Linked DNA regions of Mus musculus: region 1 is linked to region 2. The links are chromatin loops, found by intact Hi-C in ENCODE. Cell type or tissue: gastrocnemius. All regions are shown on one strand. Each heading gives the region's core, and the rest is flanking DNA. Links, peaks and the distances in the headings are about the cores only.

Evidence for each region. Peaks named below come from ENCODE experiments on the same cell type or tissue, not always from the same donor. Only the 100,000 strongest peaks of a DNase experiment are listed, where the experiment ranks them.
Region 1: it touches region 2 in a loop (5-fold over the local background); 14 of 42 quality-filtered maps call a loop at or near these places.

Annotation. Positions count from the first base shown.
Region 1 is chr11:12,307,207-12,323,502 of GRCm38, reverse strand. Cobl (cordon-bleu WH2 repeat) reads left to right here. Exons shown (of 15, transcript NM_172496.3): 8 at 13,751-13,889. It overlaps Gm12002 (a long non-coding RNA gene), which reads right to left and starts at 9,016. Exons shown (of 6, transcript XR_872246.3): 1 at 8,836-9,016; 2 at 3,074-3,164; 3 at 2,256-2,359; 4 at 1,178-1,251. In gastrocnemius, for the core only: a CTCF peak has its summit at 8,626 (motif pointing left); DNase peaks (open chromatin) are centred at 3,920 and 8,631; H3K4me3 peaks cover 3,521 bases; H3K27ac peaks cover 4,255 bases.
Region 2 is chr11:12,350,805-12,367,100 of GRCm38, reverse strand. It overlaps Cobl (cordon-bleu WH2 repeat), which reads left to right. Exons shown (of 15, transcript NM_172496.3): 6 at 1,922-1,996. It overlaps Gm12002 (a long non-coding RNA gene), which reads right to left. Exons shown (of 6, transcript XR_872246.3): 6 at 1,991-3,416. Among named protein-coding and RNA genes, the nearest start is that of Gm30596, 26 kb to the left of the region's middle. In gastrocnemius, for the core only: a CTCF peak has its summit at 7,570; a DNase peak (open chromatin) is centred at 7,554; H3K27ac peaks cover 1,822 bases.

The DNA.
Region 1 (16,296 bases), core at 3,702-11,701, 44 kb after region 2:
GGATTTTTTTGTATACAGCTTATTCAATGTTGTTTGGTCAGTATATACAGACCTCTAATCCGGGCAGTCTGGCTTACCTTCATGCCAAGCACTCATCTCCTATCAGGCTTTCCTTAGCTGCTCTGGCTCAAATTATTTGTGGATATAATCTTAGGAGTAGAAGAATATTTAAAGGACATTATATATAATAGTCATCTTGTAAGCATTTGAACAAAGTGCTCTTCTATACACACAATAATAATGCTAATTATTCATATTCTATTATATATGTGCCATTCTCATTCAAACCACCAGGATACCTGTGTAGAGATGAAAGCTACAAAGTCTCACAGAAGACAACATATATGCTTTTAATTACTTTGCATAAAGTTTCTATAGCATGCCATGCCCTAGCAAAGTATAGGGGTGGGGGGGACTCAAGGTGAGAAGCATGAAGCTAGATGTCTCATAGTGAGAATTCATATGTATAATCTTTTAATTAACATCTACTCTCCTGAAATGCTTTCTGACCTTGAGTTTGATACTACATATAATTGACACAATGAGATAAAGAAACTAAGTAACCAAATAGGCCCAAGGCAGCCCAGTGCTCTCTAAACTGTGATATCAAATGCACTTAGACTATAGACATTATTTCCTCGTAATTGTGAAAGCTAGAAAACCTGAGCTACAAGGGCTGCGGAGATAGAATCTGATGAGGGACCCCTTCTAGTTTTATCTGACATCTGTCTTCTTGCTATGTCCTTAGCTGGCACATTATCTAGGGACCATTTTGGGATCTGGAACTTTATAAAGGGCTCTGATTCAGTCCAACACCATGACCTAATCACCCCTAAAGTCCCCATCTCACTCCAGTCTAATACCATCACATTGGAGCTTAGGTTTTCAATATATGAGCCAGTAGGAAAGATGCAAAGTATTCAGTGTATAGCAAGGTGCAGTTCCTGGTTCCAGAGAGGAAAGGAGCATGCTCCACAGACAATTAGAGCCGCAGTTTGTGTTGTGCATTCTTAAAGAGTACCCTAAAGAGATTTTTAAGTGTCTCTAAGCCAGAAAATTCAAGCACAAACTGGTTTATATAGTAGCCAGTCACATGGAACATTAAGAAATCTAGTAGCTTGTAGTCACTTGCCACAGCATTGGATGACAGATTTCCATTCAAGCTGCAGCTACTTACCCTCACCCCTGAGTCATTCAGTCCTGGTCAGGAGGCCAACATAAAGAACAGCCAGAGAGATTCTGTTTTGTGCCCTTTAGAGACAGAATAACAACAGTGTGCCCACTACTTAGCTGTAGAATAAAAGTCAAGTTATCTTCTATAAGCCTCAGTTTCCCTTTCTATAAATTAAGGAGATAGGCTGGTGAGATGGCTCAGCAGGCAAAATACTTGTGGCCCAAGCCTGATTACCTGAATTTGTGCCGCAGAACTTACTTAAACGTATAAAGAAAAACAACTCTACTATAGTTGTCCTTTCATCTTCACAGGTGTTCCAAGGCACACACGTGCCTCTACATGTCTTATACCCCCTTATACACAAAATCGTGTTAAATATTTTTAAATTAGAGTAACTATCTCTTCAGAAAGGGTCCTGAGGTGGTTCTATGAGAAACACTTGACAACTTCAATAAATGTCTAATAGATGTTTGTGGCTGTCATTGTTCATGTTTTCTTGAACTCTATAAACCTTTCTACTAAAAGTCTTTAAGCAGGTTAAATCTCTAAAAACCTCAGGAGAACTATTTTGCCCACTGGGACTTATCTTTCTTATTGGAGAGCCTTAGACCTTGCCAAACCCTTTGTGAACACGGTGCCTTAATTAGCTTAGTACAAGTGGCCTGTGACTGGATGGCACCTGCTGTTCCACAAGTGCTAGCTGAGTGGGTATGATTGGCTCTGCAGAAGCATTTCAGTGGTGGCATGAGGCAGCTTTGGCAGAGCCTCTGGACTTTAATGCTTCTCCAAATCTGAAATTAGGAGGGAGCAGAAACCATCTTTCAGTAGGTGAAATTGCTTTTCCAAATTAGGTATGCCTGAGTTGTTTTCTTGCCCCCCTCTCCTAATTAACTCTAGCTTATTGTGGATGTGCAGCAGAATTCTAGAACATGCCACCATGCAGACATCACTGGGAGCATAGAGACCTTCTGTTTGCCAGTATGAATTATAGGGAAAAAATCTATACCCCAAATATGGCCCTCAAGCCACAGTTAAGGCAGTATCTCCAGACTAGAAGACTGTATAAACATTATAGAATTACCTTTCCTCCACTCTCTTTGAACATGTTGAGGTTGGAGAGTCTGTGTATCATTGGATCTCTTGTATATAGATTCAGTCACAGAGCAATGACTCAGCAGCTTCTTCCTGATTAGAAGAAGATAAAGTAAATATAACAGCATGAGTAAAATAACAGCATGAGCAACGTCTCACTGTGTTGGACGAAGTCGTTGAGAAGCAAGACATGGTTCTTCATCTATATCCTCCTAGTACTCTGGAAGTTGATGCCGGAGGACAACAATGGATTCACATATACGGAGTTCTAGCCTAAGCTACAGAGAGACTCCGATCTCAAAAGCTAAGAAAAGAATTTACATATTAGGGTATAGTGGCTAGAAAATTATATAGGTAGGCAAACCCACAGTGTTGAATAATCACAATTAATGAGTGGATTATCTTAAGCCTAGCAGAAGTATTCTGGTTAAAAGGCTTTCAATGTTAGCAGCAACAACTTCAGTGGAAAATAGAATTACTGCCAGAGGCCAAACAATTACCCAAGAATTCCTCAGTAGTTGAGTACAAGGAAACTGCAGCTCCAGAGTGCTTGGCTCACCATACCACCAATGCTATGCAGACCTAGAAGTTAGAAGTGCCTTAGAATTTAGAATACCATACTGTAGTTGATATTTCCCAAAACATTGCAAGGTTTGCTGTTCAGTTATTTGAAAATATGCTGGTGGCCTTTTATAAACTCAGTATGAGGCAATCATCTAATAAGGGTTCTTTATGTTATTAATGTTATAAAACAAAAGAACAATGTCTAATCTTCATCACTCTTAAGTATGCAGCCGTGAGACTCACCAGACCCATAGTCTATTTCAGGCACCCACATCAGTTGCCTCTCTTTCAAGTCCCAGGAGATCCAACACCCTCTTCTGGCTTCCCCAGGCACCTTCATGAACATGGTGTACATACAAACAAGCAGATGCATCCACATAAAATTAGAAAAAAAGAATAAGTCTTTGTAACTGTGTAGAAATTTGAGGTATATACACCCTATACTGATCTCAAATTTTTCTACCTTGGATCAGCAATCCCCTATACCCCAGCAGCCATTGTTCTACTTTTTGTGATTTAGAGTTTTAGCTGTTAGATGTCCCGTGTAAATGGATTTATGCATTATGTTTTTATGACTGGCACATTCCATTTAATGTGATTTTTCCAAACGTTTATCTATATTGTAACATGCTTTATAGTTTCTTTGTTCCATAAGGCTGAATGCACTTTTCATAATACATACAATCAACTTCAGAAATTTAGGTTGTCCATGAATCTTGGCTATTTGGAGCAGCTATTTGTATAATGGATATACACATATTTATTTGAAATCTTACTTTAATTCTATTTGTACATTTTAATGCATGTACAAAGTTAAAGGCACAGCTTATATGCTAAGTCTATTTTAATTACTTGAGGAGCTCTCAGATATGTTTCATAATTATTGTATCATTTTATATTAGTATTCCTGTTCTTGAGAATTTTATTCATATATACAGTGGAACACTGTCATTTATTTTCTTATTTCCAGCCTCCAACTCCCCATAAATTCTCCCTTATATGGCCTGCTCCCAATTTCATGTTTTGTTTTGCTGATAACCTGCTAAGTCCCATTAGTGCGGACCATATGTTCATGGGCATGGGGCCATCCGCTGGAGCATGGGAAACCAACCAGCGGCCATACATTTAAAGAAAAAAATAGAGAAGAAGAATTCTTCCTCCTCCCACAGCTGTCAACTGCCAAGTACATCTCAGAGAGGAGTGAGACCTAGAGAGTACTCCACTATCAGTTCCCAAATGTTAGTCTGGCTGATGATGTCATCATGGGCAGAACTTGTGAACCAGGCCATGGCTGGTGTGAGCTCCTGGGTATGATAGACTTGTTGAGTCAGAAGTTGGCATTTCCTAGCACTGCTCCCCATCTTTCAGTTCTTATGTTCCTTCTGCCCCTTCTTCCTGGATTTTCCCTATGCCTTGGTGGTGATTCGGAGAAGGAGTAGGTTGAGAAATACACTACATTCAGAGCTGAGCACTCAGTCATCTCTCCTTAGTCCTTTGACTAAGTCCTAAGACCATTGCAGGAAAAAAGCTTCTCTGACCAAGGTTTAGGGAGAGAGCAGCCCAAGTCTATAAGTATAAACATAAATATTTCCATGACAATTTGACAACATGGCCATTTAGCAAAATAACAGTAGCAGTTTTTGTGCTAGGGCCTGTGACTTCTCCAGCTGTGGACTTTTTCTTATCAGAATTACAGACCCAGGCATTGTCTCTTCTGGGACAGGCCTCAAATCCAATAAGAATGTGGTTCATTAGCCAATAACAGTCACACCACGATCTGCGCCAGTGGACACATCTTGTCTGGTAGGTCAGTATTGGCTAAGACCATTGATACCTCCATTCCCCCTGCAATCTGCATGGCACCTTCCAGTGCTATGAAAGCACGTATATTTTGAGATCAGTTTGAGATTGATTTTTCACTTTCTTTAGCCACAGTGTGTGGTGTCTTCAGCAATAGAATGTGTGTGTGTGTGTGTGTGTGTGTGTGTGTGTGTGTGTGTGTGCATGCACCTTTATTGTCTTGGAGACCTCTGGGATCTCACTGACCAGTAACTCCTAGGTAGGTACTCCATGCCTTGCACTGATTTTTATTAACTAATCTAAATCCGTTGTGAGAGATATTATCCACCTGGGCAGGGTAATTCCATCTGTGCTCCCCACCCCTTTTCAGTTATATTTTGAAATCAGCTTACTAGTGATTTTACATAAAGCATTTTTTTTCCTGTATCTGTAATTTTGGTTAACCTACTATTTTCTCCTCTTCCCCAAACCCCATCCCTCCCCCTCCCTTCTTGATTATTTTATTCCCAGTTTTACACTTTGTTTTTGATCACATGAATTTCACTATCCTTCCAATTATCCATTTTCATTGGATTGTAAGGTTGTAGGCTTACAAGGCTTCCCTGGTGCTACCCTCCCCTGTCCCACTTCTATAGTCGCCCATCCATTTCTTCTTCAGCCTTCCAATCCCATTCTAACTACAATTCCCTATTCTCCTCCCCTTAACATATACATCTCCTCTGAAAAAGACACCCTTCTAGTTGTTTAGTGTCAAGATTTCTATTGTTTGGATAAAACCATGACCAAATGACACTTGGGAGGAAAGGGTCAGGAACTACAGGTTGAAAACTGCTGGTTTAAATATTTATTTATTTTTTAATAAATAACAATTGTGTGTCTTTATGGGTACAGTGTGATTCTTGAAACAATTTAGAAAAAGTTAAGCTAGGCATATCTTCTACCTCAGCCCTTTGGCTTTTTCTTTTTGTGGATGAAAAGTATTAATCATCTGTTCTCTTAAGTAATTTGAAATTCATACACATTACAGTGTTAGAAACCATGGTTACCATCAGGCAGCATGACAATTTGTTCTTTCAGTTTATCTAAAATATGGTATCTTTTGATTTAAGTGTCCTCTTTCTCTCTCCCATAGTATGTATAGTCTGTGTTCTTCCTCTGACAGGCACGTAGACTGCCTGTGTATTTTGGCTTTTGTGAGTAACACAAGAGAGCAAATATCCCTCCAGCTCACATGTGTCCATCCTCTGCATAGGTGCCCTGAGCGGGAAGGGCTGGATCATGTGTTCCTATTCGATGAGCCTTCATGCTCATTGTTTTCTTTATTTACATTTCAAATGTTGTCCCCTTTCCTAGTTTCGCCTCAGAAAATCCTGTATCCCCTCTCCCCCTCCCCCTGCTCCCTAACCCACCCACTCCTGCTTCCTAGCCCTGGCATTCCCCTTTATGGGGCATAGAGCCTTCATAGGACCAATTGCCTCTCCTCCCCTTGATGACCGACTAGGCCATTCTCTGCTACATATGCAGCTAAAACCATGAGTCTCACCATGTGCTTTCTTTGTTTGGAACTCTAGGGGTACTTGTTAGTTCATATTGTTGTTCCTCCTACGGGGCTGCAAACCCCTTCAGCTCCTTAGGTACTTTCTCTAGCTCCTTCATGGAGGACCCTGTGCTTTGTTCAATAGAAGGCTGTGCATGCTCATTCCTTCCAGTGATAACAATATTTCTCTTTTCCATATCCTTCCCAAGTTATTTTATCATCTTTCAAAATAATCATTATTGTAATCAGTATGGTGGTTTTAACTGTTATTTCCTTGATAATTTGATCATTTGACTTGTTGAGCCATTTTAATATTCTGTTGATATATAAAACAAGAACTGGTTTTGTTTGTTTAGGGTAGGGGTTTACACTGCTGAACACTCAGGTTACAGCTATGAGTCACTATGCCTGGTTTCTTTTGGCTCTGTGTTCAGACCCTTTGGCCATTGTTTAACTGAGATTAATGTGTAGTTGTTAGTGTTTCTTATATAGTTTATATTTTGTCCCTGTATTGGATTGAGTCTATAGTTTCAAGCATTTCTCCCAACTCATTCCTGCATTTCTGATCTCTTATTCTTCTCTCTCTCTTCCTCTCTCTCTCTCTCTCTCTCTCTCTCTCTCTCTCTCTCTCTCTCTCTCTCTCTCTCTCTCTCTCTCTCCCTGTGTGTGTGTTTTTCTGTCTTTCTCTGCTATACAAATGTCCTTTAGTTTGGTCTGCTCATATTTGTTTCCTCTTGTTTTTGTAACCTTAACCAAGGAGAGCAAAAATCAAAACATTGGCAATAAAATCTGAATAAGACTCAAGTAAACAAGAGTATATTCATGGTTTAGATATTAAAAGTATTAGTGTTATTTATGTGTATAACGCCCAGAGAACTCTGCAGATTCAATACAATCAAAACTTCAATGTTGTTTTTCACAGAGACAGAAGAAACAATCCACAAAGAACTACAAAAAGAGCCCTAGTAAACGAAACCCCATGGGGTTGGGGGAGAGAGAAATAAACAGTGGAAGACAGCACACTCCATGATTTCAAAGTACAGTGTAGTATGTTATAAAACTATTATAATCAAAGCAGCAACAGAGAGATAACATCAAAATAGACTAGTGAATGAGATGGGACAGAAAGGTCAGAGATACACTCACTGGTTTACAGTCACCTGACTTTCAGCAAAGGCACCAAGTGAGCCCAGTGAGGAAGAGTTTCTTCACTAAATTGCTCTCAAGAAACTGGACTTTCATGTGTGGTAGAATAACATTGGACCTTTATCTCAGCCCATGCACAAGCTTAGCTCAAGGTGGATTTAAAGACCTCGAAGTAATACCTGAAATTATGAAACTGTTTGAACAAACTATACAGAGAGCTCTGTGACCTTCGTCTGGGCAGTTATTGTTTTAGATCTCTATTTTTAGCAGATGGTTTTGTCAGTGGATTCTTGGCTGCCACTGTGTTTTTTCCGCACACCTTCCTACATAACCATCCACCACTTCTGCTCTACAAAGGGTCTTCTGGGAAGAAGCTCTCATCTCATGGTCTGCTCATGTGCAGCATTTAGCAGTCCCTTCTTGATACTCTGCACTGATTCTCTCTAGCTTTGTCTTTGGATGATTACCTTACAGGGTGTCTTTCATCTGCTTTACTTTGAGTTCATTTCTGTTGGAATCCTTTGATCTACCTGAAGTTTTACATAGTGAGATTTTGATTGTTATTTCTCCAGATAAGCCACTATCTACCCTTTCCCCCTCTTTTTTTTTCTGGGAGTTTTGTGATGCGTACATCACTCCCTGCCATGTCGTCTCATAGAGCACTCACCTTCCTTCTTTCTTAGAAAGTCCTCTGCCTCAATCATTTCTAGTAGCATACCTTTATGTTTGCAGAACCTTTGTTCTCTGTGATTAGATTTGCTGGGTAAACCCTTAAGGACTTCCCAGCTTTGCTGTGTTCTACAGACCCAGCATGTCCTCTCTTCTTTGGCTTTTGTCTTTGTGTTCATCTTAAAGTTGCTCACATAGTGTTCCTCATGTTGCTTACTCGTTCATCTGTCTGTCTGGCCTCTTATAAGTCATGAAACGCTACCAAGAAAATTGCTTTTAATATTTTCAGGCCACCACTCTCCATTTCTTTAGGATTATTTGTCTAGAGATTTAACTTGCTGCTTCTCTCACGACACAGTTTTCTGGACTTTTATTTGTTATTGTAAACTCTACATTTTAAAAAGAAAGCAAAGCAAAACAAAACAACCAGAACAGAACAACAAAACTCATGCATCCTCCCAGACCATAGAGTTTAGCATTTTATGGATGCAACAGGGTAGTAAGTCCATCTGCAGATCTTGGGAACAGCTCAAACTTTGCCTGTGTTTGTATCTTCTCTGGCCTCATGTGATTGTTCCCAGACAGATATTTATGATTTTCTTTTTTTCAAGTAGTATATAATTTTTTCCTCCCTCTGCTGTTGGTCTGTGGTACTGCAGGTCTCTGACATTACAACTGGTCTCCCTTGGTCTGGGTAACTCCCCAGGTATCAGAACTGTTCTACTCTGCACTACCAGTCAAATGTGACCAAAACCACTCAATCATGCAAGCCTATATAGAAATCTAAAGCATCCCATTCCCTTACCACTCTTGTAAACCCCCCCCCCCCAAATAATCTTGAGCTGGTACTTACTTCTGATTGTGCCGTGCCTTCCTTCGTGGCAATGCCAGGTCTCTGAGCTCTGGATCAACCAGCGTTTAAATTCTTCTTTCTTCAATTCCTGCCATCTGCCCACATCCAAAAGACATCAGCTCCCTAGGAGCTCTCCTGTCACTCTGGACCGATCCAGTTCCTGCCTAGGCAACCCTTCTTAAAATCTGGAAAGTGTCCTTATGATTCCTTCTCCTTCCTCCCAAGGGAGATCTGAGCTGTGCTGACTTTGGGGGAAGGGATGTGGTACTTAAAATGAATCGACTTGCTTACTCAGGTTCATGTGGCTGCTCTTGCTTGAGTGGTCTGGGTGCTGTGACTCCCTGGCTGATCACAACCATTCTCATTAAAGCTTTGTGAGCCACGGGTGGATGTTAAGTCACTGCTTCTGTGGAACAAGAACCAGGGCTTCCTATCCCTCCATCTTAATGTTGCAAATGATTTTTAAATTGGGATACATAAATTTGGACTCTGTTGTCTTCACTCTGAATTTTACATCTTTACTCAAGAAACTAAAATAAATGGACTTAATAAATTCTGAAGAGGAAAGGAAAAGATAAATGTTGGGGAGAGAAATTTGAGAGTCTTATAAGGAACAGTAGATTGTAATAATCAAGACAAACTTCAAATTCAACTAAAGGCCTTAGTTCTTGATGCCTCATTTGTCCAACTGAGTAACAGTAGCTTAAGAAAATGCTTAAAGTTTACATACAGGATAAGGGGATGGAGGGAGGGCGAAGAATGATTATGAACATAAAAGTAACAGCATGTGAGAGTATAGATGTAGTAAGTAGCTTATGATTGTATTATAATATATACATCAGCATGTGAGAGTATAGATGTAGTAAGTAGCTTATGATTGTATTATAATATATACATCAGCATGTGAGAGTATAGATGTAGTAAGTAGCTTATGATTGTATTATAATATATACATCAGCATGTGAGAGTATAGATGTAGTAAGTAGCTTATGATTGTATTATAATATATACATCAGCATGTGAGAGTATAGATGTAATAAGTAGCTTATGATTGTATTATAATATATACATCAGCATGTGAGAGTATAGATGTAGTAAGTAGCTTATGATGATTGTATTATAATATATACATCAGCATGTGAGAGTATAGATGTAGTAAGTAGCTTATGATTGTATTATAATATATACATATAGCAAACCATCACCTTCAGCTCCTCAAATATATGCAATACTTTCTTATCAACTATACTTTAGTAAACAGGAAACTATGGCTTATAAAGCAAATTAAAGTCTCTCCTTTTGAATCCCCATGTGACTGAATAATTTTTTAAAAATTATTTTTAAATAAATAATTTTAAATAATGATGGTTTTCAGGAGGTGCTATGATAAATGCCCGACAAAGTGGGGGCAAGTAAGTATTTACTCCTAGGGACATGACAGGCATCAGACAGACCCAGAACCCCACTAGGCTACTGCATCTGGGGCAGACTCCACTGCACCCCAGAGTACAGAGTAAGCTGATGACTGAAGGTTACATGCCTGAGCAGGAAAAGCATGTGACGCTTTTTCCCAAGCAGCTATGCTCCCAACTGCAACCAGGTGGCTTCAGACATCAGACATGGCTAAGTCAGCACCAAACAGATAGTGTGCTTCATATACTCCAAGAGGGGCTCAGAGCCTTTTCCTCCTGTTCCACTCTGCACCCTGAAGGGAAGTCAGCTGAGAACCCTTCTGTGTGGGAAGGGCAGACTTAGGAGAGAAATCTGCACAGGTGGATATGTGGAGCTCTTTCCTCTCAGCAGACCAGATTTCTGCCCGGATGTCCAGGGAATCTTATAATTGTGTGAATAGACACTCTGCTCCAAAACAATATAAGTGGTCATCCAAAAAGCACAGATACGTGTCCACACTTTGGTCTTCGTTCTTCTTGAGTTTCATGTGTTTTACAAATTGTATCTTATATCTTGGGTATTCTAAGTACCCCCCGGAGCTCGTGTCTCTAGCTGCATATATATCAGAAGATGGCCTAGCCGGCCATTAGTGGAAAGAGAGACCCATTGGTCTTGCAAACTTTATATGCCTAAGTACAGGGGAACTCCACGGCCAAGAAGTGGGAGGGGTGGGGAGGAGAGTTGGGGGGAGGGCATGGAGGGCTTTTGGGAATAGCATTGGAAATGTAAATGAAGAAAATACCTAATTAGAAAAAAGGGGAAAAAAACCAAAAAGCACAGATATTTTAAGACAGGTTAAAATCAGATTATCAGAGATAGGTTGGAGAGTAGAAGTAAAGGAAAAGAGACTTATAGGAAATGCAACACATAAAGTTAAAAATAATAAAAATAAAAATATTGTAATGGTATCAAAAGAAAATGAGAGAAATATACCCAATAAAGAAGACCATATTGCTGATTTCAAAATAAGTAGAAATCTTGGAAATTGAATATGCTGCAACATACTTTAACACTCAAGAAAACTGGGCAGTCAAATAATGGAAATTTCCAAGAAAGAGGCAGGAACATTAGAGGAAAAACGGATAATTGGTTCACGAACCTTTGCATTCGAATGATTTCCTCCATGTTCACAGAGGAAAAACAGAAAGAATAAAAGTAAGGCAAACCCAAAAGGTAGAACTAGAACATTCTGCAGGCTGCAGGAATATAAATGCCTCAGAAAAAGCATGCTCTGCCCCAGCATGGACTATCTGGTCACATGGAGAGGACACTACAGGTCAGCAGCAGGGAAGGAAAGCATGCTGAAGACTGCACCACAGTGGGGTTTGTATCCCATGGGCACAGTGACAGACTGGGAACAGGCAGGCCTGTATGGTTCCACTATTTTCTAATAGTTTACTTTTCCTCTGTACTCGTGTACAGTGTAATAGGATAAAGACATTTTAGGATCTGAACATTTTTAAGTTCAAAGTCTCAAAAATCACGTACAGCTTGTTCCATAAACAGGAAATCTACAGAGTAGGAAAAGTGAATTTCCTGGAAGTTCAGCTAGGAAGAGTGAGTTAAGTACTAAGTCAGTTCCCCAGGCAGGATGCAGGAGGATGCAGGAGGATGCAGTGACGCTTCCTCTTCAGGGCTGGGCACGGGGCAACACGTAAGGACTTCGTATGTTCTGTGTGAGAATGTTGAACCACAGTGGCTTTGAGGTAAAGAACCTGTTGATGAGAATGCACTCCTGAGGGGACTGATAGTGGATGATGATTGAAGTCTCAGATTGCAGCTTTGGAATCATAATGGAGAAGACAAATCAGCCCTTGTGTGTATAAGAACTAACTCCCTATCTTTTGGAGCAGCACGTCAGAACTCACAAATCAAGACAGTGTAGGAACTGTCCTCTGTGGTAAAACAGTGAATTCTAAAGGAAGGTGTTTTCTGTGGATGCTACTAAAGTGGAAGTGCTAACTAAGTGTCGTTGACAACTAAGCTTTGAAGGGTTATTTGAGTTTGTTTGGTTGTTTTCTTTTTTTTTTCCTTTTTTTTTTTTTTTTGTTTTTTTTTTGAGACAGGGTTTCCTCTGTGTAGCCCTGGCTGTCCTAGAACTCAGTTTGTAGATCAGACTGGCCTTGAACTCAGAAATCCTCCTGCCTCTGCCTCCTGAGTGCTGGGATTAAAGGCGTATGCCACCATGCCCAGCTTTGGCTGTTTTCTTATGCAAAGTATAACAAAGAACTTTGAGCACATAACAAGATTGTTGTGGTATATTACAGAGCCAGGAAATAAAAAGCATCACTTTTAAAAGAGAAAAAATTAAAATTAGAAAAAAAAGATATGCCTATAGTTAGTACTTGCTCTAAACAAAATGATTTTTTTCACCTTTTATTGGCATATACATTCACTGTTTCACCATAGAGGTTTGCATATTTTATAGTAAATATATATTACTGTTAATATTTATAAATGTTTTACAGATATACACACACGCACCCTTCTAGTTAAGAAAGGAGGATTATTGTAGCTTAGTGCTGTATCAATTCTATGTTCTAATATTCATGAAGCATGTTTAAATTACCAGAGAGCACCCACATCAGAGCTGTGGTACTAGTGGTTGATGCATAGGCTCCAGCCCTGGAAAGCTTTAGTAATGGTTAGGCAGGACCTTACTATGAGGAACTGAAGACAAGAAAGAGTGGAGTCATCCTCTGCTCTTATGCCCTTCCTTTTCAATGAATCTCAATCAAGTGACACGAACGAGTTGTAACTTTGACTGCTAGGAGGACAGGAAAATAATTGAGTCCTTCAGAAGCAAAGAGTTGTGATCAGTGAGTCACAGACTTTACTTTCACTGGGGATACCTGCCCACGCTGCTGGTAGTGTTAGAATTCCATTTTCATCCCATCCGAGGCACAGCTGGATATCTGTTCTAGAATGGGAGACTGATATCCCCATCTTGGTCTGAAGGCCCCATATAGAGATGCTTCACTGTGGGCCTAGATGCAGAGTAGGCATGGTGTGGCTTGTGCTGGGCCTGGTTGTTCTGGGATGTCTGCAGGAAGAGGAAGAGTGGGATCTAAGCTTCCATCTACAAGCACGTCTCCTATTTCAGGATGAATAAGTTAATTCTTTGTTCTTCAGTAAGGACAAACTACATTTTCTTATTCATATGCTTAGGAAAGTCTGCAAGTCTCCAAAAATGCCTAGAAAATAGGCACTTCTTGCACAAAATAGGGAACTAGGGAATTTGGAAGTAACCCTGCCACTTCAGGTCTACACCAAAGCATGAAAGACCACAGCTGCTTAAGAGAAGCATAATTGGACAAGCAGTGTGACAGCTCTCCTTTTATGGCCATGCCACCCAGAGCCTGCCTCTGAGGGGCATGCATTCCATGTGTGTTTTGCCTCTTACAGACCAACTAATCCTTTTACAGACCAGCTAATCCTTGCTGTCCTTTATTGTGCTTCCTAGGCCTCCCTCAGCTCACAGGCTGATCTCCAGAAGAAGAAGAGGCGGGCGCCAGCTCCTCCTCCACCACAGCAGCCACCACCAAGTCCTGTGGTCCCCAACCGCAAGGAAGATAAGGAAGAGAACAGGAAGAGCACAGTGGGTGAGTGAATGTGGCCTGCTCTGTGCATGTCTGGGATGCTTGCTTTAAGACACTCTTGTTAACCCTGGCAGTGGTGTCCTTGTTAACTACATTAACCAGAAAGCAAGTATGCTAAAGAATGTCTGGAAATGACTAGCTCTGAATTGCCTTAATATCTTATTTACACTGAGGAAGGCATAAAGGATGTGAAGATAGTGGAGAGGATGGAATGTGGTTAAAGAACGCAGAACCCGAGGAGACAGTGACAAGTGGGGCTCATGTGAGTGGCTGTGGCATGTGTTGCTGACTGGAGGATATGTGTAGAGGCTGTTTGAAAAGTCGTCTGTCATTCGAAAGACATCTTAGACCTCTCATGGTATATAGAATTTTTGCCTTCCTAACCTGAATGTCTGAAATCTGAAATTCTTCAGAATCTGAAACCATTTGAACACCAACATGATACCACAAACTTGTACCATGGAGCTTGGTTTTATGAACAAAATTATTTTAAAATTACATAAAATTACCGTCAGATTCTCTCTATATAAATTATAAATGAATTTTATATTTAGACTTGAGTTCCATCACCAAGATATCTCATCATGTATATGTAAATGTTCTATAATTAGAAAAATCTGAAATCCAAAACACCTCTGGTTCCGAGCATTTGGATGTTAGCCTATGGGTCCCCATTTATACACTGCTGATACAGCTAGCAAAGACCCAATGCTGAGAGTAAGAGAACTCAAAAGAACCAGTATAGAGTCTTTGACACCTCTAAGCAAGGAGTAACCTGTAAGATCATTATACCCCACCCTTGTGTGCTACAGATCATAGGAGACAACACTAAGGGCTGGACCTCCAAGATCCATGAGCCTCGGGAGGCTCATTTTTGTTTTAAAATCTTTTAGTATCCACTATTTCACTGTAGTAAGAATATAACCAGTTATTGCAGAGAAGGGATTAGAACTTTGCAGCATTGGATTCTCTGGTTAAAATTTCCATTAGAACCCTGGCTGAAGCCATGAGCCATTCACAGTTTCCGACAGTCCATTGTTTCCCCATCGACAACAAGTCTTTAGCCCCACAGGGACAATACTCCCAATCATAAGTGGTTGCACTGTCAAATTCTTAAATGTTAATAAGGGTGAGTTGGCTGTTGGTCAGCATTCTTTGCTTTACTCAGTACTTTATTTGTAATGCCTGGCATCTCATATCCTGAGAATCAGTTATCCTAAGAAGTAACAACCTGTGTTTTATATCTGTTCTTCCCATTTCCCAGAGGAATATATTGTCAGAATAAAAAAGAAGGGGTGGAGAGATGGCTCAGAGATAAAGGCTTCTGCCACCAAGCCTCATACCTGAGTTTGATCCTGGGAACCTGTGCAGAGAACTTCCACAGGTTATCCTCTGACATCCACATGCAAGTGATGCCCAGACCCATACTCATGTGTGTAAATACATATACACTAAATAGCCAGACAAATAAATGTGTAAACATACATAAACTAAACAAATGAACACACAAAGGTACAAACAAACATATACTAAATAAATAACAAATAAATAGAATAAAAAGGTTCATTTAAAGAAGCATTCTTTAAAAGATTGAAAAGCACAACAAACAATTACCAGTTCATTTGAACTGTGCTATTCTATTTCATGATGAGAGCCCTTTCCTCCCTTCAAGCTCTCCTCCTCCTTTTTATGAACAAACAGCTCAATTTTAAGGGAGAAATTGTGGGAATGTTTTAGAAATACATACTTTAAGTAGCATGTCAATTTGTTAAATCAGCTTCCAAACCCAACACCCCATTTCTAGTCAAGGGAGGACCAAAGCCTCATATTCCCTGAACCTGGGCCCATGCTGGACACGAGATCAGCTGGTGGCCATAGATGCCAACAGAGATGTGAGACATATGTCTAAAACTTAAAACTGTACTAACATCCCTTCATTGAGAGAGATTACAAAGAGAAGATGTGGATGGTGGCAGTTTGCCATGCTTCCTCCTACCCAGTCCTAGACTTGTTTGTGGGGACAAGAGAATCCAGAATCCCTTTCTTTCTAAGAATAACGTTGCCCTTTGAGGACAGGGGCTGGTAGACAGGTCTTGTGGTTACTGCTAGGTAAATGGCTTTGATATTGGGTGTGACTGTTCTAATGCAGAGGGAGCTGGAATTTGGCATTGTGTATGGCTGGCTTGGTGCAGACTGAGGCTGAAGTTGAAATTGAACATGGCTGTTTTGGTATTTGACTTGGTATTGAATGTGATTTGTTTAGCATTAGATTTGGTATTGGGCGTGACCACTTTTTGGTATAAAATTTGATGTTGTATACATATGCTTTGTTGTAGGATTTGGTATTGGATATGGCTGGTTTGGTGCAGAGTGGTGTGGGGTGTGGTGTTGAGTGTGACTGGTTTTATGT
Region 2 (16,296 bases), core at 3,114-11,113:
ATAGGGTTACTATCCCCCTCAGCTTCTTCAATCCATCCCCTAACTCATCCACGGGGGTTCCTGACCCCTCAGTTCAATGGTTGGGTATAAGTTTCTGCATCTGTCTCAGTCAACTGCTGGTAGAGCCTCTCAGAGGACAGCCATGCTAGGCTCCTGTCTGCAAGCATAACATAGCATCAGTAATAGGGTAAGGGTTTGGTGGTCGCCCATGGGATAGATCCCAAGTTTTGCCAGTCACTGGATGACCTTTCCTTTAATCTCTGCTCCGTTTCTGTCCTGAATTTCTTTAGACCGGAACAATTCTGGGTCAAAAATTTTGAAGGTGGGTTTGTGTCCCCATCCTTCCACTGGAGGCCCTGCCTATCTACTGGAAGTGTGGAGACCCTGTACCTTTTGACAATGGGAAGGGCAAACACCAGGAACCCAGGTCCTATCAGGGAAAGAGTCACTGGTGATACACAGTCTGCCCTGTTCATTATAATAATTTCTTCTTATGCAATAGCTTGTCTTTTCTGCCTTGAACTCCTAGGGTCATTTATCACGCTTTATGTACCTCATCTTTCATTTATTACTGCTTTATTTAAATGTATTTTTGCTCTAGACATCATCCACTTACTTACTCAGCCCTGTCTCTTCTGGGTTGCTCAGTAGACAGGGCTGAGTGTGTTATGCATATACTTCCTAGCTCTTTGCCTCTGTCCTTGCTATAATTAGAGATTTTTGCATGCTCAATGCATCCTTGCCTAGTGTCCCTAGAAAGCTGAGAGAGAAGATCATCACTGTACGTCAGTATGGTAAAGCAGCTCACGTCTTTGTAATTTAGTCAGTTATAGTGATAGTACATGCTAGAATGAACACCTGTCTTAAGTCCTCGATGTCAATCATCCATTCACATTGCACAGTGCTTAGTAAAGTGTGACTTTCAATTTCTTCATCTATAAAGAGCACATTGAGTAAGTAACTTTAAAACGATTCTTAAAATCATGTGGCATGATAACAAGCAGGCAAGCTCTGATCTCAGTACAGCATAAAATCCAAGAATGGCGCCTTAGGAAGGCATTCGAACTGAAGTTATATTCTAGTATGTTGCCTTTAAGGAAGAATATGAATAGGTGTGTTTAGGTGAGTAAATATGTATACCCATAAAAATGTTAATAAAGTATATGCCTTAAAGGGACATAATTATGGCTGAGGCAAGTAAGGACAAAGGTTTAATATTTTAATTTTTAATGCATGTCAATTTTGTATCACTTTTGACATTACTCATACTCAAAATAGTTGTTTCAAAAACATTCCTAAATGTCAACCTAAGTTCTACTTGAAAGTATTAACTCTTTGATTAAGTCCCTAGATTCTCATTAAGAAGCTAGGGAATTGAGTTTTCTAGTTAGTTCTCTCTACCTGATTATGCCGCTGATGGTATATTGTTGTTTGCCTTTTGTGGATAGAGATGGAATCAGCTGTTTGGTAAATGGCTTTTTGTGTACACTCAAGCCATTAACTACACAGAGATCAAAAGTTGAAATCTTTTTAAGACCCAGTTAATCAGTTGATTTGCTATTCTAACTTTGCCAGTTTATGTCCACTACTATTTCTAAATTGGATATATTTTCAAATAAAGAAATGCTTTGGGGAAAGAAGAAAAAAGAAGTTTTTTTCCCAAGAGTTGTGGATTCAGTGGTTGATTTTGAGGGAGTGCTTTGGTTAGGAACTGTTTCAAAACAGCGTTCTAGTTCATAAGGTGAGGAACAAGCAAGGACTCTGCATCCTCCATTGCCTTCAAGCTTGGCTGTGCTATTGTTTGTCTGTTTGGGGGTTCTGTTTTGTTTTGGTTTTGCCTTCGTAGCTGTAAGGATACCTGCTCTTGTTGGGAGTTTATTTTCTCCTGGAGTTGATGGTGGGGTGCATGTTTGTGTTCTAGGCTGAGCATCTTGGGCTGTCAGGTGCAGATAGTGATGAGGACCCGGCGAAGTCAGCATCTGGAGGGGACTTGAACGTGAGTACTTAATCCAGCGGGTGCTTCTGCTAGCCAGAACTTCTCATTGCAGATAACAAACTGGAGACTAGCTTTAGTCCACGCTGTTGCTTCATTTCTAGAGGCTGCACATAGTTTCCTGTACTTATTTGGACAGTGTTCAATATTTTAGCTGATAGTTTATGGCCACTGGCAACTCAGATTTATTAGGCTCTGTAACTAGACTTCGTCCACAGAACCCAGAAAGGAATCTCTTAAAACTCCATTTTCCCCACATTTTAAAATTGGCGTCTTGAAAGTTTTCTTATAATGTTAAATACCCAAAACAGTATAAATCATTGCACCATATGAGTACTTATATTTTGAATATTTTTAGTAAAAGCCTAACATCTACCTCTAAAATTTATCCAGACAGGGTATAAGGGGATGGCTCAGTGCCTGGCATCGACACATAAAGATAGGAATGGCTGCTTTGTGTGTCTATAACCTCAGAGTTGGAGGATCAAAATAAGTAGATCCCGGAAGCTCAGGGGCCAACCAGTCTAGCTGAAATGTCATGCTCCCAGTTCAGTGAGAGACGCTGTCTCAAAGAAAGAAGGTATGAATGACAGAGCAGGACATACAATGATCCTCTGGCTTCTACTCAGCCCATTCACTAGCCTCTACACACATGCGCTAATGCACACGTGCACACACAAATTACCTGGGCATACTCTCCATGTCATTAATGATGCTACACTCTTAGTTTGCACATCAAATCTTGTTCTATCCAGTGTGTTTTTGATACTTGAAAATATTTCTTAACACCTTGAAATAAAGTCTGACCTAGAAATACTCATTTACATTTTTTATTTCTGTGACTATATAGCTTTCAATTTGAAAACATTTTCATAGGTTGTTTTGTTTTCCTGAGATAGGGTTTCTCTGTGTAGCCCGGGCTATCCTGGGATCTACTCTGTAGCCCAGGCTGGCCTCAAACTCGGAGATCTGCCAGCTTCTGCCTCCTGAGTGCTGGGATTATGGAAGTATACCCCCATCATCTGGCTAGGTGGAGATTTTATGATGATTTCAAGATAACATAAAGATATTAAAAGTTTTCGCTATGATATCATTAAACCCGAGGAGTAAATTTTTCTTGCAGACATTTCTTAATAAAATGAAAGATGAGTTGTCTTTCACCCATTCCACAGATACAGAAAAGTCTCAGTATTACTTCAGTGCATCTTTCCACATGTACTCACATAAACTGAGGAGCATGTTCTATGAATTGTCTATAAGGGTGGAACAATTTTGCCACATCAGCACCGTTCACTTCTTTAATGTCTTTCCACACAACATACTCCAAAGCACAGTGACCTATGGTCAAAAATTATCTTCCAAATTTGTTCATGGCCAAAACTTGGGAGCCATTAGCTTGTAGCCACACTGGAATGGGTGATTTCTGGGAGGTATAAAGGGAGAAAAAGCTGTGTTAGCATTTGTCAAATGCTCATCACATTCATTGTTCTTTTCCCAGTGGTTAATTTCTAAACCGTCTGTTTGTAAGACTCAAGGCCTTTTAAATAATCTTACTTTCTACTAGGCTTGGCAAACAAATTCTTAATGATTTGTATTGTCATGGGGTAGAAGTCTATTTGGGGGGGGGTCAAGAATGGAGAATTTTATCTGAGAACAGACTTAGGCTTGTTCTTTGTCAAGGTCTGGGGTTGGTGAAAGTCAGCTCATTCAGACTGAGGAAAATGCTTGTCATCTAAGTGAATTGGCTCAGCGAGCCTAAGAAAAAGTCAAACTTACCTTAGTTACAAAAGTCCAATTACAACTTAAAGTTCAAGGAAATAAATAAATATGTGCCCCTGGTAATTATGTACTTTTGTCTCTAAGCATAGCTGTGCTGAGACGTACTCATCTGCTGTGTGCACTTAAAAACACAAGTTAATGCTCTGACCTCACGAGCTTCCTCCTCTCGATGTCCTTATGTTAATGCACTATGAAAACCAGACTTCCACCTTCATTATAGCCACCTCTTTTTGTCAAGTAAGAGTGTTTGCAATTTTGAAGATTTAATGCAATTCCAGAAGCTCCATTGAGCCCAGGGACACACACTTGCTCATGTCTTTTCCCATACAAATCACATCAGACTGAATAGAATTATGTAATGATTTTAACGACACCTCTTCTGTTGTAGTCTTAAGTAAGTTCCTACATGAACTAATCTCATCAGCCAGGCATTGTGTTTGTTTTGCTATTAAACAGACTTAAATCAACAGAAGATGTTTTGTGATCGCCATAAATATATTGCTCTTTCAGGCTTGTCTTTCATCAACCTGTTTTATCCCAGAGATGTTGAAAAATGTCTTCTAATATTTCACACACTCGATAAACAAACTGCTTTTATTTGAGTAGGGAACCTATTATATCCTAGGGCTTTCATCTCACATATTTGACGCTATTATATAACCAGGTAGTAACTCTTCCTATATTAATGAATGGTAGCTTAGTTTTGTAGTAGGCATTGCTAGTTTGTGTGAGCTATTTTGATATACATAGAAAAAAGAATATAGTTATGATGTGCATGGCTAGCTGGCTGAATAAGTAGATGAACATGTGGATGGATGGATAGATGGATGGATGGATGGATGGATGGATGGATGGATGGATGGATGAATAGTAAGTAGATCAGTAGGTGGGTGAATCATAGATGAGAGATCCTGGGCAAAAACTTCATAGGAAATATTCAAAGCATTTAAAAATAATGTAGGATCCTGCAAGCATATGTGACCATAGATCTGTTTATGAAAACAGAGGGCACACATTTGGATAGGTTATTCAGTACCATTGTTTCAGTTAGGTTTGTTTTAGAACCAGTTAAGTTAATTATAAAGTTAATTATAAATAAAAATTTAGTTGAAAAATTAACAAGCAAGAAGATCCAAGAAAACCTGAAAAGCCTGGGGAATGAAAAGCCTTACTGATCTATTCAAGCAGACTTTGAAGCTTTGAGAATTCTAGCAGGTAGCAGCGATGCAGTAGGAAAATATGGAGCCAATTGTACAGACAATACAGAACACTGTACCATCAACTCAACAGCAAGGGCAGTGACCATCAATAAGTGGGGTTGGGAATGACCATGAAGAAGAATAAACATTGTGCATGTTCCCCAGCATACACCAGAAAAAATCCAAAGATCACAATCTGCATGTTCATATTGAAACTTGGCACGTGACCACCAAAAACCATGTGTGAACAATTTTCTAACTGTGGCTCAAACTCAAGTTGTACTAATGAGAACATTAATAAATTTGACTGTGGGGGGCAAATCTTGAATGACAGCATGAAGAATAAAGGCATAAGGAAGCAATCCAGGGAAAGAGGAGTGGCAACAAGAGGAAATCTGAATGTGAGAATAGTATAGAAACTGTAAAACTCCGAATATCCCATGGAAGAGGGCCATAGAGAAGGCATCTTTAAGTTGCTAAGTACATGGCAGTGAATAGACAAGGCAGAAAGAAAACTTATGTTCATAGTATGTAAATTATTGACAATAGTTGAAACTTAGTCATGAAAAATACTACTTATACTTACACTGAAATTCTCTTTTATTATGTATTAGATAGTAAAATTTTGGAAGTTCACCCATCACCTCTTCTGGCTAATCTTTGGGGACTTTTAAATGTGCTACTAAGCAGAATGTAAAATACTATAGCATTTAAATTGGAGGATTTGGTGATGTCTATCCAAACTATAAGTAGATTTATTATTCTTTGCATCAGAAATCCTACAAATAGAAACCTATCAATTGTAAATATCCTTTGCCAGAGTTTGTGATGATTCAGGAGACCATTTTTGCAGCATTATTGTACTAGCAGGAGCTAAACACCCAGGGGCCCTTCAGTGGGGGACTGAGAGGTTAAACAGCCACCATTCAGTATGATTGAGGACTGCAGACTTGTGAGGGAAGAAAAAGATGATTACCTATTGATATGGAGTAATCTCTGGGATATGTGATTTCTATTAGAAAAGTCCATGGGTAGTTGTAATGTAAAAACAAATAATGTAAAACAAAGTCTGAAAATGAAGCTTTGATCTGCTAGGTGAGCCACTCATTTTGGAAACAATGGAAGCCTAGGAGCAGATGGCCCAGCTTGACCTAGCCTAGTTGTATGATCTCTTTTAATCTTCCAATCACAGACACAGAAACCCTACTTCCAGAGGTGGATGATTGATCAAATCTGCTGGACTTGTTGAGTCCATTTGTGCATTTCTTAAGAACACTGTGCTACCATTTCTTGTCACTTTGCTGTTGTCCCCTGCAGGCAAGTACACCCTTAACTGACCAGAGGGCAGGATCCAATTGCATCAGCCATTGGGGTCACAGGAGTCCTCATAATGTTGTATGCTCTCTATTTTGAAGGACTGAAGGCAGCTGTCCCCCTCCTAGTTATACTGTGGACTGTGTTGACTGCCAGTATGTAGATCCAGTGATAAGCTGCAAATGATCCATCTCTTGATACCTAATATTTCTAGGCCCTGTGAAGGGCTGTGTATTGCTTTACAAGCTGTGTGGCAATGGCTTTGTGAGTCTTGGGTACTCCTCTCCCATCGGGCTGCTTTGAGTCTTTGCAGGGCTCAGCTAGCACCCCTCACAGGAAGCCTTATGAAATGGTGAACACAGTGGAGCCTTATCAGAGAGGCTGCAGATATTTTTGACTGCTTTTTCTTAAAAAGCTTTAAGTAGTTTATTATGTCTATGAAACAAACAAAAAACAGTATGAATGTAGATGGTCTGCGTAACCCTCTTCTCAGGCAAATTCAGTTTCTGTAAACTGAAGTTTACTTTGTTCCAAGATTTAGCTTCATTTGTCATTTGTATCTCATAAAATATACTTAGTACCTTTCTAATCACTTCAAATACTTTTCTTGAAATCCCACACTTTCCAGGAAGATACTCTTTCTATGCCCACCCAGGGGAATGTACTTCAGAGAACTTGTCATTAGTAAAGGAACCCTGAGCAAGGAACAGACCTTGTCTAGAGTTAGCCATGAGATATAATCTACCTTTAACAGTCCCCATCATTTGCTTAAAAATAATTTCTACAAATGCACCAATCTAAAATTCATTAAGAGCCTCATTGATACTATAGTCTTGCTACCATGCAGCCAAAAGCTTTTTGATGCATGTATCAAAGAATCAATGATCAAAACATAAATAATATTGAAATTAGAGACAGTTTATTCATGTGCTTTGTTCAGTTCATGGGACAAACTGTGATAACATGGCATTGTCTCCCCTGTGTGGGCAGAGCCTCCTGCAGTGTTTGGCAGTGGGTTCTATATTCAACACTTGCTTTAGTCTCTACCCTCAGGCCCTGATTTTGTTGATGCCAGACATTTATGACTCCAGAAAATATCAAGGAAGCCCATGAACCCAGGACAACTTAGAAACAGTTATTAGAAATACCATCTTAAAGAAATTGTGTCAGATTTCCCATGCATTCCAGCCCGTCTTCCTTCCCAGCTGCCACTGGTCTCTGGGTAAGACAATGAACTCCCAGAGGTTGCCAGAAGTGTGTGTGTAGAGCTGACTCCACCACATGGTGTCAGTGTTCCCACAAGTACAAGGAGTCAGGCGTGTCCTAGCCTGGAAAAGCTCAAGATGTTTCTGGAACATTCACAAATTGCTAATAAGAAAATATACCCTGAAGGCTGAGCCCTGTGCTTGTAGAGTAGAACTAACTTTTGTTAGAAATCAATTTTGTATAGACTGTATCTCTATATTATTTATTCAAAATTATAAAATGAATAGCAGATGGAAATTTTAAAAATATATTTTTATTTATTCTTTGAGAATGTCATACAGTAAATTTTATCATATCCAGCCCACTTCCCAACTCTAACTCTGCCAAGACCACAACGCCCTCTATTGCTCTGAACTTAATCTCCCTCCCCACTTTGTCTTTTTACCCAGAGTCCAATTTGTGCCTCTAATATGTGGATGAGCAGACTGGGAATCCCATCAAATGCTTCCAGTCACCAAGGTTTCTTGTCACTTTGAGCCTTTCTTAGTGGTAGAGTCACTGACACACAAACAGATTGGCAGCTTTCATTTCTTTCCTCCTTCATTTAACATCATATGCTTAAAATTTTTTTGCCCTGTTTTCATAGCAACATAGTGAGAAGGCTGGATGTGTTTCCATAAAAGGAAGTCGGGCATCCAGCTCAGTGGAAAGCCCTTGCCTAGCATACCAGACCCTGGGGTCCATCTGCAGTGCAGCCAGGGAATGAATGACTCTGGGCAGTGTCTGTTGGCAGCTGGACTCTGACCTCATAGTGCTGTCTTTCCCTGTGTTGGGTGGATTCAAAATCACCGCCACCCAAAGTCTTTAGGGGAAGAACGTGATGCTGAGGAGGGGGACACGGTGCAGGCTCTCAGCCATTTCTTGATGAAGCTCATGTATCTGTCACTCCTTGCTGTTGACTCATGCAGTCCACCATTGTCTCCAAAACTGGTTTCCCTTGGAAGATTTTTGTTTGTTTTGTTTTTTAATGGAGCTAGCAGAAGAATTAGTGAATCAGTGCATCTGGGAATGTTATGGCTTTCAGAAGACTGTTACTACATTGATTCCCAGAAGGGCATGCCCCTGCCAGAAACAAACGCCATACCCCTGTGAAGCTGTGCAGCTTTGCATTTCTTTTCCCACGACTTAGTTGTGAAACACTTATACACTAGAGGTATATAGACCTCGATACACATTTGAGAGGAATTATCAAATATTTATTCTCTGTACTTGTGAAAAGTGGTAATCAAAGTGTTCACATTAGGCTGATGAGATGACTCAGCATGCAAAGTATGAGGACCTGGGTTCAATTCCTGGGACCCACATGGCAGAAGACAAGTGACTGCACAAGTTGTTCTCTGCCTGACCTCAATATGTGCCCCCCATGAAATAACAAACGGGAAAATCATATTAGAAATAAAATAATCATACTATGCCCCTCCTCAGGCCAGTGTGGAAGCCACTACAGAGACATTTATGTTTAAAGCTTCAGCGAATTCTCCTCCCAAAGTATTTGCAGTGAGAGCTCAGATTAGTTCCCCTTATCCAAAATACTTGGCAGAAGAAATATCTGCAGTATTTGTGTTTGGTTTTCTAGCTGATAGTCCTTAATTTAAAAGTTCAAAATCTGAGAGGCTTCACAGTGGGAAACATAAGCATCCTGTCAGCACCCAAAACATCTGGAATGCCAGAGTTCGCTAGGTTTCTAATTGTCCAATTAGAGATGTGTTTATCAGCATGTGTTACTGAAGTAACATAGCTTAAGACAGGGAGATTACAAAGATGGCTTGGGGTGGGTAAAGTGTTTGCCACACAAGCATGACTGGGTTCAGACTTGCCAGCACCCACTCATGTTTAAGTTTGGCAATGTGTGCCTGTAATCCCAACACTGGGAGGGAGGCAGAAACAGGAGAATCCCAGCGACTCTTAAAAGTAAAGAGTGGAGAGCAATAGAGCTCTACCATTCACATGTGGTCTCTGCATGCACACCCACACATGTGCACATGCATGTTAAAGTCAGAAAAGTAAGACAATCTGGGATGCATGTTAGCCTGTCCTTTTATGTATGTGATCTTGTGTTCCATCTCCATAAATACTCTTTGTCTCTGTTGCTCTCTCTGTCTCTGCCCCTCCCTTTCTCTCTTCCCTCCCTCTCTCCCTTTTCCCCCTTCCCTCCTCCTCTTCCATTTAAAAAGTAGAAAGGTTTATCTTAGGTCACATTTTGAAGATTTCAGTTCATAGTTGATTAGCCTGTTGCTTTTGGGCTTATATAAGGTAGCTGCTCATAGGAAAAATGTTTCAGAGACTACTCATCTCTTGGTGGCCAGGAATCCAATAAAGAAGAGGATGAGATTCAAATACTCCTATCAAAGCTATTCTCCTAGTGATCTAAATTGTCTTCACTAAGCTCCACCTTGATGCTACCACCTCCTACCAAGAAGTAAGCCATGGGCTTTCAGATGTTACTCCACACTCAATAATGGCTGATGCTTAGCGTGTGATACTTAACAGAGCCTGAAAAGGTGATTCACCATAGTGAGCACTGAGTTAAAAAAGAAAGCACAGAGTTTTAACTTCTACTAAAAACATAGTATTTATAGGGATGTTGGTGGTAGAAAATGTCCCTTTTAAACACGAATTTCCTCTCTGTTCCCTTAAAGAATGATCTGCTATTTCTTACATCCATCCTTAGTTTTTCCTGGCTCTTCTCCCTATTCTTTAACAAATGAATATAAAGCTTGGCTCTCTCTTGGCTGCATGTTTATTGGTTTAAGTTGCTTTAGATACTGTGGAGGGATGACTTGAAGATCGCTGGACCCATGGTTATGTATTACCCATGCCTAAACAGAAACCTAGGATGCTCTTTGCCTCCCTTGGCTACTCTTCCACCCCTAACCCATCATTAGGACATCTGCTTCCTGCAAGGAGAACACAGAACCTCACATTGTGGCACAGCCCCTTCGCCATCACCTTGCCAGGGCTGATTTCCCCCTCCTTGTGCACAGTCAGTGTAGCCACCTTGTAACCTTGGGCTTGTAGTCCTGATGCAGCTCCTCTACAGCTAGAGAGATGCTATCTGTAGCCCCCTTAGCTCAGGGCCTAGCAGATCTGGCTACCTGGGCAGGGTACTTCTTCCTTGGACCTCCCCACTTCTCTAACCTCACCTCTCTTCTTTTATTTTTATTAGATATTTTCTTTATATACATTTCAAATGCTATCCTGAAAGTTCCCTATACCCTACCCCCCTGCCCTGCTCCCCTACCCACCCACTCCTGCTTGTTGGCCCTGGCATTCCCCTGTACTGGGGCATATAAAGTTTGCATTACCAAGGGGCCTCTCTTACCAGTGATGGCCAACTAAGCCATCTTCTGCGACATATGCAGCTAGAGACACGAGCTCTGGGGGTACTGGTTAGTTCATATTGTTGTTCCACCTATAGTTGCAGACCTCTTCAACTCTCTTCTTATGGTGCTCCTGCAAACTTCCGGGGCACATTTGCTTGCGCCTTGATCTAGATCTGTGTGGAGACAGGCTTCCTATGCTATGGCTTCTTTTCAGAGAATTGTAGAATCTTTGTACTGCTCAGCACCTATGCTATCTCAAACTGCTCACTATCTTGTTCTAATCCTCTGGATTTATTTTCATTTTGCACCCTGAGAATGGTAGGCGCTGGGCCAATGTGCTGTGCACAGACGTAATACAATGAGTTATTTCTTCCTGAAGATGTCTGATGTTGGGTTGTATGCCTGCCAGCTCTCTTGTCTACTTTCTCCCTAGGCTAAGCAGCCAAGGCAGATCAAGTAGGGCAGTTGTGTGTTCACTGGCAGTGTCTAACCCCAGCTTTTCTGCAGTGCTGGAGTGAGTTCATCTCTAATGTTTGGGACCTTGCATCAGGTATCCTGTGACATGGATGTCCACTCCTACAGCATCTTTCAAAGCTCCCAGAATTCCCTACTGCTGCATTTACCTTCCATTTTCTTCCGAATAGCCAGCTTTTGTTGTGACTTCCAGGTTGAATCAGGCATGTTTTATTGATTTTTTTTTTTTCATCTTAAGTGAGTCCCAAATTGACCTTCTCTCCTACCATGAGCATTGTTTACAGGCTGTGGATTCATGACTGAGGAGACTCAAAGAGCCTCAGCATCCTATTCCTGTGTGCATGCTGCTGAGGGTTCTTCTGCACTTTAGAAATGCTCCTAGCCCCAATTCATACGGCTGAAGATGAACAAAGCCACCCACCCATCTCCCACAGCTCACAGACAATGTCTCGTCACACTTATATTGTATCATTTCTTGTTAATCTCTGAGAATCACAGTACATACAAATGCTGTTGCCTCTCTAAGCCCAGCATCTCTGATGCTCTCCTCTCCCTGAACACATGGTTCCTCTGAAGCTGCATTCATTCCCCCACCCAGAGAAAGATGTGTTCTTTAACCAGTGTCCATAAACAGTGCACAATATTTTTGTATAGTTTAACAAGTGAAGACTCCTTTATTTAACCAACAAATGGAAAAATATATAACTTTATCTGTACAATATGATGTTCCTATACAAATAGACTCTGTGATAGAAGCTGATCATAGTAACATCTCTATTAATATTACAAATAGTTTCTGTGGCTAAAGCTTCCATCAGCATATATTTTCAAGCATACACAACACTGTTAAATATAATAAATCTAAGTATTGTCACCATGAACTATAATAAGTCACCTTTTCTGAAGTGATGGTTTATTTTCTAATGTCTGGGCTTGATTCATGGTATAAGAACAGTTAATATTGATAGGGTAAAAGATAAGGGAGAGGGGACAGAGAAACACCTGAAGGAAATGATAAACAGTGTAAAACTAAGGAAGAACACTCAGCCACCCCGCAGTGAGCATCCACACAGACATGCCTCCCTGAGCCTTCCTCTCCATGGCCTCTGACTCAGTCTCGCTGCTGCCAGCTGTGCTGATGCTGTGGGCTTGAGGCTATGGTGCTGAGATGGAAGCCCATTCTCCAAGCTAGGGGTTCACCCCCTCGTAAGGAGTGGGTTACTCCCAGGGGAGAGGAGGAAGGTCTTCTCTTAAATTCCCACTCTGAGTTCCCACTTAAGGGGACATCTGGACTTCCAGCCCAAGTGTAGAACAGTTTAAAGGGAATGGAGACAAATGGCTAAGAAGTAAAATTTCCAGTTTTTCAGCCATATTCTTTTGTGATTTGGAAGCCCTCCCTTACATGTTTAACTTTGGCCATGTTGTACATGTATGGGTACATGTGTGAGCATGCACCTGGGACGTAAATATGTGTGAGAAGGGTGTTGCCAATGACTACTATTGGAAACACGCATCCAGAGATAGGCTGAATGTATGATCTATCACAACTCCATACTTGACCTCCACTGTGTGGTGAGGAAGATCAAAGAATTCTTTTTATGTCACAGTCAGAATGACCGGCTTGTAGCTTTGCTAAGAGGGCTTTCCGCTGTGGATGAAGCCATGCACCTGTAATTAGAGAGCAAAGCTCCTTTGAAGGGCGGCTTCCCATAAAGCTATGTGATAGTTCCTGCCATGTCCCCCGTGGAGCTAGGTGTCTCCTTTTGGGGTGATAACTGGGTTGAGCATTCAGAAAGGATATTTCACCAGGGATGGCATTGAGATTCATGCTGAGATAATTTGGTAAATTTGGACAATAACTACTTCATATATACTCTGGGGAGGTTCTTTTTTTGAATGGAAGAAAGATCACAAAAAGCAAAAGGGTAAGAAAGGAATTGTTTGACTTCCTCACTTGAAAACATAGTTATTTATTGTTATTTTTAATGCATTCCAACTTTTATCTAAGGATTTTAAGTAAAACTATACATTTAATCATAATTACTTAGTTACTTTATTGTCTTTAATATTTGTTTTCATTTAGCATAATGGATTTCTGTCTTGGACTAAAAACATTTTATATGTGTTTATTTGTATGTGTGTGTTTGTATATGTTTTTGTGTGTATGTGTGTTTCTATATGCATGTGTGTATTTATGTGTGTGTCTGTGTGTATGTTTTTGTGTTTTAGTATGTGTATATATATGTGTGTTTATATATGTATATGTGTGTTTTGTATGTGTGCATATATATGAGTGGGTGTGTGTGCCAGTGTATACTAATATGTATGTCTGTGTGTGCATATGTGTGTTTTATATGTGTGCATATGTGTTTTATGTGTGTTTCTCTTTGTTGTATTTATATGTGTATGACTGCATATGGAATTATAGGTGTGTGTCTAAGTGTGTGTATCTATGTATGCTTTCTATGTGTATGTATATGTAGTTTTTGTGTGTTTATATATGTGTGCGTATTTCTGTGTGTACATGTGTATTTATATGTGTGTGTCTGTATGAATGTGTGTGTTCTGTGTGTGTATATTTGTGTTTGTGTGTATTTATATGTGTGTGTATTTATATGTGTCTCTGTGTGTGCATATGTATTTATATGTGTGCATCTGTATGCATGTGTGTATCACTATGTGTGTCTGTGTGTTTTGTATGTATGTATAGTGTTTGTGTTTGTTTGTGTATTTACATGTGAGTGTATTTCTAAGTGTGTATGTGTGTGTCCATGCATGTAATTGTATGTGTGTGTGTGTGTGTGTGTGTGTGTGTGTACAAATGATGAAGCTTCTTTTAGTCTCACTCTCTAGTTAAAGTGATTTGACTCTGCCTTGTTATATGCAGATGGAAAGGTATTGAATGCTGGCAATTTCCTGATTGTTGTAGGTTGTCCTCCATAGAAATCTTTATAAATGGATCCAGAGTACATGCCTCAAGTAAAATCTAAACAACTCAAATAGATTACTTAAATAATAGTAGGAAGGTGCTGGTCTGCTTATGTTCCATTAAATCAAGTATTTATGCTATTTAGTATGTAATACTCCATAGATATCTTCTTCTGAGTATTTATTTATTAACTTGAGATGAGGAAGGGAGTTTGGACTATGCAGAAAAAAGTCACAAACTCTCATAAACTATGTATACAATCATTTGTCACTATTATTAAAACTTTATCTTCTGTGTATTGTATATCAGTGACACTGCCAAACAGTGATACTGAGTTCCTCTTTCCAGCCATCTACATGAGTGTGACTATGCCAAAATCTACCTCTGCTTTTTGTTGTTTTGATTATCTTCTGACTTCAATAACCAATTGCAGCTGGCTTTTTCTTTTAAACATTGGAGCCATTTGGTAGTATGTAAATAAATGATTTTTAATGCTAAAGAGCACCATTTACCATTATTTTTCTTATGAATATTACAGTTATTAATCCCAATTACATTAAATAGTGGATAAGCTGGAAACTAGAGTAGAACCATTAATTACATGTAATAATATATTCAAAGTACAGACAAGGAAAACTGATTTTTGGTCCAATTTGTTAGTATTCGTATCCTAAAGCAGATCACAGTGCTTCAGCAAAGCTATGATGCACACAGAAAAGAATGGATTTGTTAATTCTGAAACTTCTGTCACAGAATCTAGAGTCAAATCTACGAGTGTGTAAAATTAATATTATGAACACAAAACTATAAGGATTTTAACATATATAATAATGAGCCTTCCTAATGAGGGCTCTGACCCATGTTCTGTTTGTTCCTGCTTGTCTATTCTGAGGAATCTTAACATCCAGCTGCAGCTGTAGGTCTGAGCTGGAGAACACTGGTGGCTCAGCCAGAATATTTTCCTTTCGAGCCAGAGAAACAAAAATGCCCCTCAGCCCACCCCCATCCTCTGCCCCTCCAAGGCTATCAGGTCCGCCCTGCATCCGTATTCCAAGGAGGAGAGATGATGCTGCCTCCAAGCTGATTAGTGCTTCCATTGGCCTGCTTGTAAAGCTCCTGTAAATCTCAGAATACTTTTTGGCCTTTGCCAGCTTCTCTCTTTAACAAAAGACAAAAGTACTCCAGGAATCGAGAGACCAGTGAAAAGCTTAAAGCAGTGATTTGACAGCACTTAAAAAAAAAATACCTGGGAAGCCTTGAACATAGGAATTAACGGTTTATTCCCTTTTCTCTTGCTTTTGGTTTGGCAAATGTGCTAAGATGTTGGAGAGAGAGATGGTTTCTATACAGAATCAGTAAATGCTGCAGGAATAAATGGCTGGAGCAGCTGGCAGGAACTTCTCATGAGGCCAGACGAGGGCATGGAAGGTGAACCTTGCCACCAACTACATTTGATTTATACTAAATCCCTGGGTCATCTGAGAAGTGGAAGGCAGAGCAGCTGTTACACAGCCGTGGATATAAACACCCCTCTACTGTGGCAGAGACTAGATTTTTTGACTTACAGTTGAAATGGCCTTTCTTCTGAAATTCTTTCCTGAACCAGAAATTAGCTGTTACCTTAGAGCAGTTGCCATGCCTACTCTTTTGCCTGTGCCTAGCAACCAGTCCTGGAACATTTTATTGCAAGGACAGCCTTACCATTTCAAATTTTAGCAATTTCCTCAAACACTGTCTAAACCTTTATGGCAAAGTTGCAGAGTTTGTAAATTAAACATTAATGTTTTTTTTTTCGAGTCAGAGTATATTTTCCCAAAGATCTTATATGTGAGCTAGGCATGGCTATAAAGCCAGATCAGATTACTGAAGAAATATCTGCTGATGTCCCTGCGTTAAAGAATGCACTCAGGCTCCTGCAGGTCCTGGTCTTGGTGTGTACGTGGGAGGATAGCTCTGCTACGTCCCCAGCATGCCTTGCTGTGAGTTCTCGGTCATGGTTGCAGTGCAGAGAGGCTGATT